Regions from separate parts of the Mus musculus genome. Here region 2 is linked to region 1. The links are chromatin loops, found by intact Hi-C in ENCODE. Cell type or tissue: gastrocnemius. All regions are shown on one strand. Links, peaks and the distances in the headings refer to the core of each region. The heading gives the core; the rest is flanking DNA.

Region 1 (5,370 bases), core at 284-5,283:
CCACCTAGGGAGAGCCCTTTCTCTGCTATTCTGTGGGGGGTAAAAAAACAACTTTAAATCAAGTTTTAGTTAACAGCATTCTCCATAAAGCATCTAGGCAAATCACCCACCAGTATAATAGTACCTTATCTATAGGCCCTGCTTGTTCAACATTTATGAAGTAAACAAACAGGGAAACTTGAAACTGAAACCCTCAAAGCTGAGGACACGTCAGCCTCCTCTCACTCCTAACACATGGCCTACTTGGAAACCACTGGCCTGATCCCAAACTATAGCAAAGGAACCTCTTAGTTTGTCTGTGGTCTGGCGGCTCCCCAATCGATGGGGATGTTGGTAATTACAGTTCAGACTGTCAAAGAGCCATCCCATCCCAGAGAGGACCACCAAGGAACACTAACCCCTCAGGAAAGCATTAATAATCCTCAGGTATCGTAGATGTATAGGATCAGGGTGGGGGGTAGGATGCAGAGGACAGGCTTCCTGCTGGGCACTTTAGCAGGAATAGCATGAGGAGAGAGAAGAATGGGGCTCATGGGCCAAATGAGGAGCCACATACTGAGTCTGAATGGCTGGCTGGTCAGAAAATGAAATCTTTCCTTTTTATTTGTTTGTTTGAAGACAGGGTTTCTCTGTATAGTCCTGGCTGTCCTGGAAATCACTTTGTAGATCAGGCTGGCTTCAGAAATCCGCCTGCCTCTGCCTCACGAGTACTGGGATTAAAGGCGTGCACCACCACACCCTGAGAAATCTTTCCTTTTTAAGATCTTGTTTTTTTAAATCCACACACAGAAAACTTCAGTATCAGCTGCTTCTGAGCTGGTATTTATGAGCCACAGAGATACTGATTGTCAGGTAGGGCCGGAGGAGCCCTTGTCTCCACAGCAGGGGAAGCTTCCTGGAGGAGGCTGGGCCTCTAGACTGCTCCATCATCAGAAACATTGCTAAGGCCACAGCATTTCCTCAGAGGAAGCAGGAAGGAGGACGCCTGCCCTCTGACCCCCCAAACCCCTGAGGATGGTTCACAGAACTGTGGGGGTTCTCTAGACTCTGTTGTTGCCCTGGCTCACCCCCCCATTCACTGCTCAACCCAACTCCTGGATGCCCTAGACAAAGTGCAGAGGTGCATGGGTACCTGCGAATCTGCTCCGCCTCCTCCCTGGTGATGACGATGTCAGTGACACCTCTGCCACACTTCCTGGGGGTACAGCCTGGAGGGTGACAGCCAAGGAGAAATGCTGACTTCTGCCCGAGGATCATGGCCAAGCTGACAAAGTCTTCTACCATGACCAGGGAGGGCCAGTTTGGTTAAAACACCTAGTTAAAAGCCAACTTCAGATAAAAAGTAACTTTTCACTGCGATTTCGCCCTATGCAGAACCTCAGCTCACATCTCCTTCCTGCCAGGTGTCCTGGGCTTCCCACATAGGCTGATCCTGTCACTGCCCCCAAGGCCCGGGGAAACAAGGAAGTCCCCAGACCTTACATTGACATTTTGGTCTTGCTCTGACTTGTTCGTTAGAAACATGGTTTCTCTACGTAGTTCAGGCTGCCTCAAATTTAGGAACTTCCTGCCTTAGCCTCCTGAGTTATAGGCCTGGGCTAACATACTAACTGGCAATGTCCTTAGCCTGCTTGCTTGCTAGAGTCCCTTTAGAAAGTTCTGACACAGCCCAAGCTGAGCCTGTCATTCTGGTCACCATCCGTCTCCAGGACCGTAGTACCTGCCTGCCATACTCATTTCTGCATCTCCTTCACCGTGGAGTCATGCAGACAGACACCCAGAGGGCAGAAGTTGGAAGCAGCTCTGACGGGAGAGTTGAGTGTGATGATGTTTAGGGTTGTTGGAGAGATGCCAGGTTGGAGTCGAGCATCTGCAGCAAGCTCGGCAAACAACCGGTCCCTGTATTCTGGCAGCTCCCCTTGCCCTGAGTGAGCTGTGTGCTCTTACATGAGACGGGACTGTAAACTCTGGGGACCTTACTACAAGATATGCTGGCTGGTAAACTGCCATTTACAATTTGTGTGTGTGTGTGTGTGTGTGTGTGTGTGTGTGTTGTAAATTAGAATATTCCAAGTAGACTCCCAGGACAGAGCATCCAACACAACAGAAACATGTTTATTTTATCGACTGCAGAAGGAGAAGAGGATGTGCCCTTTGTCCTTGGCCACCTGGTCCACAAAGTTCTTCCTCTGCAGGTTCACATGTGGCTGAAGGGCTGACTTCTTGTGCATCACAACAGCGCCCCTTTGTGGAAGAACATGGAACCTTTTCTCCATTCACATCCAAAACATTACTTTGAATGTAAAAAAATAAACCACCCTTATAGAGCTAGGCCCAGATTCTACATTTGAGGAACAGAATGCATCTGTGTGATATCGAATGTTCAGGAAAACAGCAGCCCAAGGAGGCCAACACCCCACCCCACCAATCCAGTCCAAAGGTGTGTGCTCTCTAGGCTGTCCTCACCTGGCCCTGAGACCCTGACATTGCAGCTTCCCTCTATTCCCCTGGGCCCAACCTCAGAACTCTGGCTTATAACTAGCGTGTAGAGGTCGGAGAACTACAGACAGCAGTTGGTTCTCTCCTACTGTGTAGGTTCAGGATACTGAACTCAGGTCATCCAGTTTGTGTTACGTGTTTTAACAGCTAAGCCATCTGGCTGACCCTTTCTTGGCTCCCTAATTCTGTTACCTCTCTGCAGGCAGCCTCTGGGCACAGAAGCCTGATAAGGTGCTGCCTGCATCTGAGTGGCACTGGAAGCCAACTCTGAAACATCTTTATTTTCCAACCAAGCGTGAGCTTGCCTATCTGGGAAGGGAAGGCTTGTCTCTGCCCACATATATTGTTTTAACTGTAGCAAAAGTCAATGCTGAGTTTCATTTCTGTCACGTCCTGTGTGTCTGGGTATAACTATATGCACATAACCGCAGGTGCCTGCAGGAGAAGTTGGATCTCCTGAAGGTGAAGTTACAGGCAGCTGTGAGCTGCCAGTCAAGGGTGTTAGGAACTGATATCTGGTCTTCTGGAAATTCAACAAATGTTCTTGAATGCTGAGCCATGTCTCCAGCCCCTACCAGCCACTCTAATTTACTGAGAAGCCGGTGGCACATACCTTCAAACCTTCGGTGACCATCGTAGTCCTCAGAGCAGGGAACCTCAATGAACCTGCCTTCTAGGACCTCACCACGACGGGCCACAACCTCAGCAACATCATCATCGATCCCCACACTACTCCAGAGCAGACATGTGACCAGAGCAAGGCCGACCCCAAAGGCCACAATCCTTAGCCATGTCCTCTGTGCCTCCCGAGGCAGCCGGTCCTTCTTGGTACTAAAGAAAGAGACGATAACCAGCCACTGGATGCAGCCATCATACTAAGCATGCCAATCAAACTCACAAGATGTTCACACTGGATGCCACCAGGCTTGGGCTGTGTCTACACTGATCTCTGATCAAGATGGATGCATCCCATCAATCCTGAGATATGGGAAGTACTTGTAAGCTAATTATGAGGCAGCTGGTGGGAAGTAGGGCATCTACTTCCATCCACAACTCAAGCTTATCAGGATGCCCACCATCACCACCCCTCAGAAGAGCTTCCCAGGCAGTATATGGACCTGTCTTCTCTGACCAGACAGGGCTGAATATGTGCTTCAATGGGCAAAAAAATTGTGGGCTGACCATAGGTAATTTCTGTCCAGCCCACAGAGCACCTATTTGGAGGATTGTCAGGGCATGTGAGTCTCTGATCACTCATGCATCCATATATGACTGCCCCATCCCAAGCCTGTGTTTCTACACGAACACATGTGTACGTAAACCAGCGTACATGAAGCATATCTACTTAACTCAAATCATAAACCTGGAGCCAGAAAGAGCACAGAAGAATGTCAGAAATGATATGTGTAAGTTTCCTCTACGACCCAGGTCTGTGTGGTCCGGTCCCTGATGAAGCTGTGTCTGTGTCTCTACACTTCTGTGTGTATAACTAGAGTGGCTGAGCTCTGCTGTCCAGGAAAGGTCTCAAAATACATGCAGAATTGTCAGAGTTAGGTCCCTGTCCCTAAGGACTCCGTTTCTTAGTTACCATTTCAGGTGTGGGTTTGACAGAGGCTCACAAGGCCAGTTTTGGATAGGTGAGGTGTGAAAGGCTGGGATGAGGTAACCAGCAGAGATGTGAGGAGACAGACCATGTAGTGGGTGGGGAGTCCTAAAGGCTCAAAAAGGGTCCCTAGCGAGAGAAACCTGTTCACGTGACTGAATGCAGCTCGACTCCAAGAAGAGGTTTCCTGTGGGCAGGGCCTCTGTGCAGAGCTTGGAGGTGGGCAGCCACGTGGACATTTTCACTATAGAAAGGATGCCGCAGGATACACTAACCAAGTCACGCCCCAACACATCAATCACGCCCACACTACCACGCCCTCTCTCTAAATTAAGCCTGCTCAAGTCTCAGTAGGGCTGGTCCCACCTGTCACCTCTAGCCAGGGACCAACCCAGACACGAGTCAGACCCCGCCTTGTCATGAGCACGTCCCACCCCTGTTAGGTCCCACCCCTGGGATGGCCACGCCTCACTCTGCCAAGGACACAGCAATCAAGACCACGCTCTGCCTCCCTCCGACCCCGCCCTCGGAGTGGCCACGCCCACACACACCAGTCAGGCTCCGCCCGCTGTGGCGCGCGGCCTCCCGGTCCCTAAGGATCCCGCTACCTGGTCGCGCGCCGGCGCTCTGCAGCACTACTTCCCTCGGGAATTCTGGGTGGTCCCCTCCGCTGAGGCGCCATCGGGCCCAGCCGTCGCAGAGCCAGCTACGACACGAGAGCCACCAAACTCGGGGCAATAGCTGCGACAGCGAAAGCGAGGCGGGAACGGGGTCGGGACGCGGGAGCGACGCGCTCGGTCTTCGTCCGGCTCACGGCCAGACGAGAGCAATCGGAGGCCGAGCGGTGGCGGGGGTGGGGTGGGGTGGGGGGAGGCGGAGCCTTCTCGGCCCTTGGCACTGCAACCCTGAGGCACCTGCGGAATTCTGTCTTCTCCTGTAGCTGGGCTGCGGCGGCGACGCGGGTGAGTCAAGCCCACAGCCACCGATTGTGCTGGGCCCGGATGACCTGTCTCCTACGGCCGCCGCCCTCTCCTTTCCCCGGCCCCGAGAGCTGCATTGAGAAGCCTGTCAGGGACTTTGAACTGCCTGAGAGTGGCAGGTCGGGCAGGGTTGGGGATTGAGGGCGAGCGTAGGGGGGGTGTGGTTCCTAAGGCTAGGACTTTTGAGTCCTTGCACAGGACGAGCAGGTGAAATCATGCAACTGGATGCACAACTCTGTAATTCTTTTTAATAATCGCTTGTGATTTTACAGAAGGTAGGAAAACTGT
Region 2 (5,370 bases), core at 68-5,067, 55 kb before region 1:
CAAAGAATTATTTTGGGTTTTGTTTTTTGTTGTTGTTTGTTTTTGTAAGATTTGCCTCTGCCTCCCAATTGCTGGGATTAAAGGCATGTGCCACTGCCTGGCTAAGATTTATTTATTTATTTTAAGAGTACTCTGTTGCTCTCTTCAGAGACACCAGAATAGGGCATCGGATCCCATTACAGATGGTTGTGAGCTATCAGGTGATTGCTGCGAATGAACTCGACCTTTGGAAGTGCAGTCAGTGCTCTTAACCCCTGAACCATCTCTCCAGCCCCTACAAAGAATTTCTTTAAAGAGTCTGTTTAAGAACAAAAAGACCCATAGACAGGCAACTGTGCTTAGGCTGCAGTTGAGAACTGAGCGAGCAGTTTCCCAAGTGTTAAAGAACTTTTTACTAAAGAGACAGGGAAGAAGGAATCGACTTTTCCAAACAAGATGTGCCGCGGGCCCAACTCTGAGCCCGGGCCTTCGAGTCCCTCGAAGGCACAGGGATGGGGACATCGGGCACCGCTAGAGCACACAGGAAGCACACAGGGCACTCAGGTGGCGCAAGGGAGCAGCGCATGCGCGCTGTAGGGGGCGCCAGGCCGCATGTGCGCCTTCAGAGCCAGAGTGACTCAGGGCCAGAGTGACTCAGCACCTTCGCTTCCTGCTGCTTTGGGACCTCATGGGAGATATGTAAATGAGCTGGAGCATCGCGGGACTTGGCCCTTTATAAGGCCGCGTTCGTCCTCCCTGGTGTTCAGTGCTTAGCGAGGAGAGCCTGGCTCTGGAGTCCATTAGCTGGCACCTGGGCGCTCAGTCAGGGAGGTAAGGATGGAAAGGGACTGGGCCGGGGGCTGAGCCGGGCTGGGTGCGGTGGGCCTGGGTCGGGTGGGAGCACGGTGGGCAGAGAGGAGATCCTCCTGGCGTAGGCTTCCCGGCCTCTTTGGTTGGTAGCCGGGCGCAAGTGTGAGGTCGGGGCCTTGAGCCCTGAGGACACCTCTGATGTCACCCCAGCCTGTCCAGAGTGAACAGGGAACCCCGGGGGCCAGAGCCCCAACACCCTCTCCTCAGGGGAGCCCTGCAGCGGGCCCAGCAGGGTGAGCCAAACCTCATTTTCTCTGTCTTTCTAGCTCCCCATATATTGGAGCAAGTGTGAAGCTGAAGAAGTTTCTGGAAGCTCAAGCCTGTCTACTTCTTCAGAGAGGTATTCATTGAATTCTCACCCAGTTCTGGTACCACTGCCCCGTGTCCTGGAGCCCCAAAGCCCCTAGACCTACTGTGCCCTGTTTTCTCCCGTTTCTCTCATTCTCGCCTTTCCCACTTATTTCTAGCCTCTGTGGTTCTGTTGACCTGACCTCCTCAGTCCATCGAGCAAGTCTGAATCTGTGTGTCCGCTTAGCTGCAGACAGACTTCTTGACCATGTGTCCCCCAGTCAGCGTTCGCCATGGGGCCAGGGGCATGTCCTGCCTCTATGAGGCATGGCTGTACCATCTTGTCCATGGGGAACAGACGAAGATCTGCTTTGCTTGCTTCAAGGCAGCTTTCCTATTGAATAAACTCTACCTGGAGATGGGAGACTGGCAAGAGGAGGAAGAGGAAGAGGAAGAGGAAGATGCTGATCTCCTGGAATACTTGTCAGAGTCAGAGTCAGAGTCTGAGCAGGAGCCAGGGCCTGAGCAGGATGCATGGCGGGGATTGGGGTCCCTTTATGTGCCACAGAGTGTCTCTGAAGGGTCTGGGGTCCTGCTGCCAACCCCTGTGTGGACACAGGGCATACTATTCTCCATTTTTGTGCCCACTGAGCTCTTTCCTCAGGAAGCTGTACCCCTGGATCTGGGTCCTGAGGATGCTGAGTGGACCCAGGCCCTTCCCTGGAGACTTGATGGGCTTTTTCCCTGCTCGCACCAGCTCATCCCTCCTCTGACTTGGTGGGATATTTTTGATGTGATGCCATCTCCTGGGCAACCTGTGTTGTTGGAGTTGAGATGCCACTGGCCCTTGGACCAGACAGTAGCACAATCCTGGTTGCAAGACCAGAAGTTTGTCCTCCTGTTGGATAGCGTCCAATCTAGGTGCCACCTGCTGTCAATGCGTGTCCGCTGGGTCGTAAGGACTCAGGTCCAGCACTGGCAGGTGTTGCTGGACCCTGGTGAGATGTGGGTGGCCCATTTTCGGAAAGAAGTTGGGCAGCACGGCCTGTACCATCAGAGCCTGAATCCCTGGAGGCTGAGCATCCTGACAGCTTCAGAATTAGGGATGGAGTTATTGCCTGCCACCTGCTACCTGTGGAATAAAGGCTTCTGGGTAGGTTCCTTCTTGCCCTGGCACATTAACATGCCAGAGACCTGGAGCTGGGAGCCAGGAGAGAGGCTGTTTATCACAGATGCTACTATTTGTGGTACTGACTACCACCTTGCTCAGTCTTTCCTTGATTCCCACCCCACCCCCCACCCCCTCCTGACCCTTACTCCCTGATGCACATTCCTGAGACACTAAAGCTCAGACATTCCCCAGGGCCCTGGGGACTGTGAAGAGCAAGAGGTTGCCTGTTCTGAGCAGCTCAGGGGAACAGTTGGTCCAGGACTTGAGGGGGCATCTTGAACATCCTGTGAGCTTATGAACCTCAGAGGGAAGTCTGGCATGTTCGTGTCAGTGTTCAGTGTTTGGTAGGTGAGGCCTAGCTGTATGTTTAGCTGTATGGAGTGTTGTGTGGTGGGTGTTATGGGGGCTCCGGTCACAGATCTACGTATGTATGGACTCTGAGGCACTAGTTGACCTTACTGTCATAGGGGTCATATGCTTACTGTCTTAGGGTCAAGATACCTGATTTTAGGGTTCACTGTTTTTGTTGTTTTACTTTGTTCGTTACTCGTGCTCCTTTTGAGGGCTTTTGTTGAATAAAGTTGGTGTTTTAAATTTTATTGTTTTATGTGTATGGTTTTGCCTCTACAGTACCGGCTTCACACCTGATACTTGCAGCAGCCAGTAGAGGGCATCAGACCTCCTGAAGCCAAAGTTACTGACAGTTTTGAACCACCATATGGGTGCTGGAAATTGAGTGTGGCTCCTCTAGGAGAGTAACCAGTGCTTTTAGCTGCAGAGCCATCTTTGTAGCCTCAGTTTTCAGTGTTTATTGGAGGCCTTGTGCAGTTTTCCTGAGTGGGTCTTGGTGGAGTAACCTCCCCAACTTCTGGGCTCGGGCTTGTGGGATGGTATCCCACAGAGCTGGGAACATGGTACAGTGGGTTTTGCCCTTTCCTGAGTCCTGTGGGGAGTTTGTAGTATGTCCTGTGACAGTCTACATAACCAGCAAGTGCTCAAGGGTTTAAAATGAGAAAGAGCCCTGTGTAGAAGTTGTATGTCGTCATCTAGTTGACGTAAGTATGTGCCCTAGAAGTTGGAAGGGATCTGTGGACCAATCCATGTGTCAGATCTACTACTATGAGCCAGAGTCACACCTCAGCACTTGCATAACCTGCACAGATGGTAGGAAACAAAGGCCCATGTGTCTCGTCAGTGGACACTGAGTGGCCCATCTAGAAATATCTCTGCCGTTCTGTGGGTGTCCCTGGCTGGGATCACCTTCCGGTGATTTAAGTTGTTCAGTTGATAAAGACCCACGGGTCCCAATCCTGGGGTCATCTTGCTGGTCAGTTAACCATATGATAGGATCTGATTATAGGTTTTTTTAGTTTTTTGTTTTGATACAAGATCTTACTATGTAATCCAGGCTAGCCTCCTGCATCACACTACTGAACACAGGGATTTCAGGTATTTGTCATACCCTCACCTCACTTACTTAACTTTGAGTGTCATTTTTTTTTCATATGTCTTCCAGAGGTGTCTTAGTCACTTAGGGTTCTGATGCTCATTCCTGGAGCGATGGCACCACAGTGCTGTTTAAAGAACACAGGAAAGAGGCAGCCTTGGTGGTGTGTCTCCTTCAGGGGCCTGGAGCCTGTGCTTCAATGGATAACCTAATCCTCCTAACAAAGTGGGCTTGTCCCTTCTGCCGTCCCTCCTTTCCCTCCTTCCTGGTTAAGCAGTCAATCCCAGCAAGCATTTTGATGTTGTTTTGTTTAATTATTTTTTAAAGATTTATTTATTTTTATGTATATGAGTACACTGTAGCTGTACAGATGGTTGTGAGCCTTCATGTGGTTGTTAGGAATTAAATTTTTAGGACCTTTGCTGGCTCTGGTTGGCCCCGCTCGCTCAGTCCCTGCTCGCTCTGGCCCAAAGATTTATTTATTATTATACATAAGTACACTATAGTTGTCTTCAGACGAAACAGAAGGGGGCGTCAGGTCTCATTACCGATGGTTGTGAGCTACCATGTGGTTGCTGGGAATTGAACTCCGGACCATCGGAAGAGCAGTCAGTGCTCTTACCTGCTGAGCCATCTAGCCAGCCCTTGTTTTATTATTTAACTTTACTTTTATTACTGTTTGTGTTTGAGAGTGTGGGTGGTGCACACATGCCATTGTGTACAGGTGGAGGTCAGAGGACAACTCTCTTCTGGGCACTCCAGTCATGAGCAAGGGACTTTATCTATCAAGACATCTCATTGGTTCTTAAACGATTTTTTTATACAGGCTTTTTTTTTTTTTTTTTTTTTTTTTTTGAGGGGAGGTTGAGACAAGGTTTCTCTGGTAACAGCCTTGGCTGTCCTGGAACTCACTCTGTAGACCACACTGGCCTCGAACTCACAGAAATCTGCCTGCCTCTGCCTCCCCAGTGCTGGGATTAAAGGTGTGAGACACCAGGGCCTGGCTTGCTTGTTTTCCTGATGGACTTGGCGTCTCCTCTGTCTATATGTGTGCACAAAGCCCAGAACAAGGTATCAGGTGTCCTCTTGCACTCCCTGCCTGTCCCCTAGGCAGGGTCTCTAGTACCTGGATCATGTGTTTTTTCTCAACTAGGCTGGAAGCCAAGACCCAGGCATCTGCCTGTATCCACCTATCTCCCTCAGAGCTGAGGTTGCTGGCATGAATTAGACATGTGCTTTGTTGTATGGGTGCTAGGATCCAAACCAGTGCTGATGGTTGCCCAGTAAGCTGAACCATCTCTCCAGCCTTCAGGCTTTTAATGAGTTAATTACATTTAGTTATTGTGAGGGTTCGTGGAGGGATGGGTGTGGGTATGCCATGCCACAGCCTGAAGCTGAGGTGACACTCGAACAATAATGGCACTTAACATGGAGGGCTGTTCTGTCTTTACACCATGTGAGTCTTTGAGATTGACTTCAGACCATCAGTCTTGGGAGCAAATCTTTACCCACTGAGTCATCTCATCTCACTGGCTCTTCCAGACTTCTCTTTTAGATAATCTCACCGTAGTGTGATATTCTGGGGCTGGGGGGCCGGGGTGTCAGAGGCCATCCA

The links. Peaks named below come from ENCODE experiments on the same cell type or tissue, not always from the same donor. Only the 100,000 strongest peaks of a DNase experiment are listed, where the experiment ranks them.
Region 2: a loop joins it to region 1, with 2.3 times the contacts of the local background. A loop is called at or near these places in 3 of 42 quality-filtered maps.

Annotation. Positions count from the first base shown.
Region 1 is chr11:121,199,779-121,205,148 of GRCm38, forward strand. Ogfod3 (2-oxoglutarate and iron-dependent oxygenase domain containing 3) reads right to left here and starts at 4,870. Exons shown (of 9, transcript NM_025402.2): 1 at 4,711-4,870; 2 at 3,113-3,330; 3 at 1,133-1,208; 4 at 1-30. The coding sequence starts at 4,784. It also overlaps a transcript of Hexdc not described here. In gastrocnemius, for the core only: CTCF peaks have their summits at 2,240 and 5,011; DNase peaks (open chromatin) are centred at 2,211, 4,615 and 4,888; H3K4me3 peaks cover 1,210 bases; H3K27ac peaks cover 1,340 bases.
Region 2 is chr11:121,145,413-121,150,782 of GRCm38, forward strand. It overlaps Tex19.1 (testis expressed gene 19.1), which reads left to right and starts at 731. Exons shown (of 3, transcript NM_028602.3): 1 at 731-810; 2 at 1,116-1,189; 3 at 1,317-2,902. The coding sequence starts at 1,406. The coding sequence ends at 2,461. In gastrocnemius, for the core only: a CTCF peak has its summit at 2,968 (motif pointing right); a DNase peak (open chromatin) is centred at 2,038.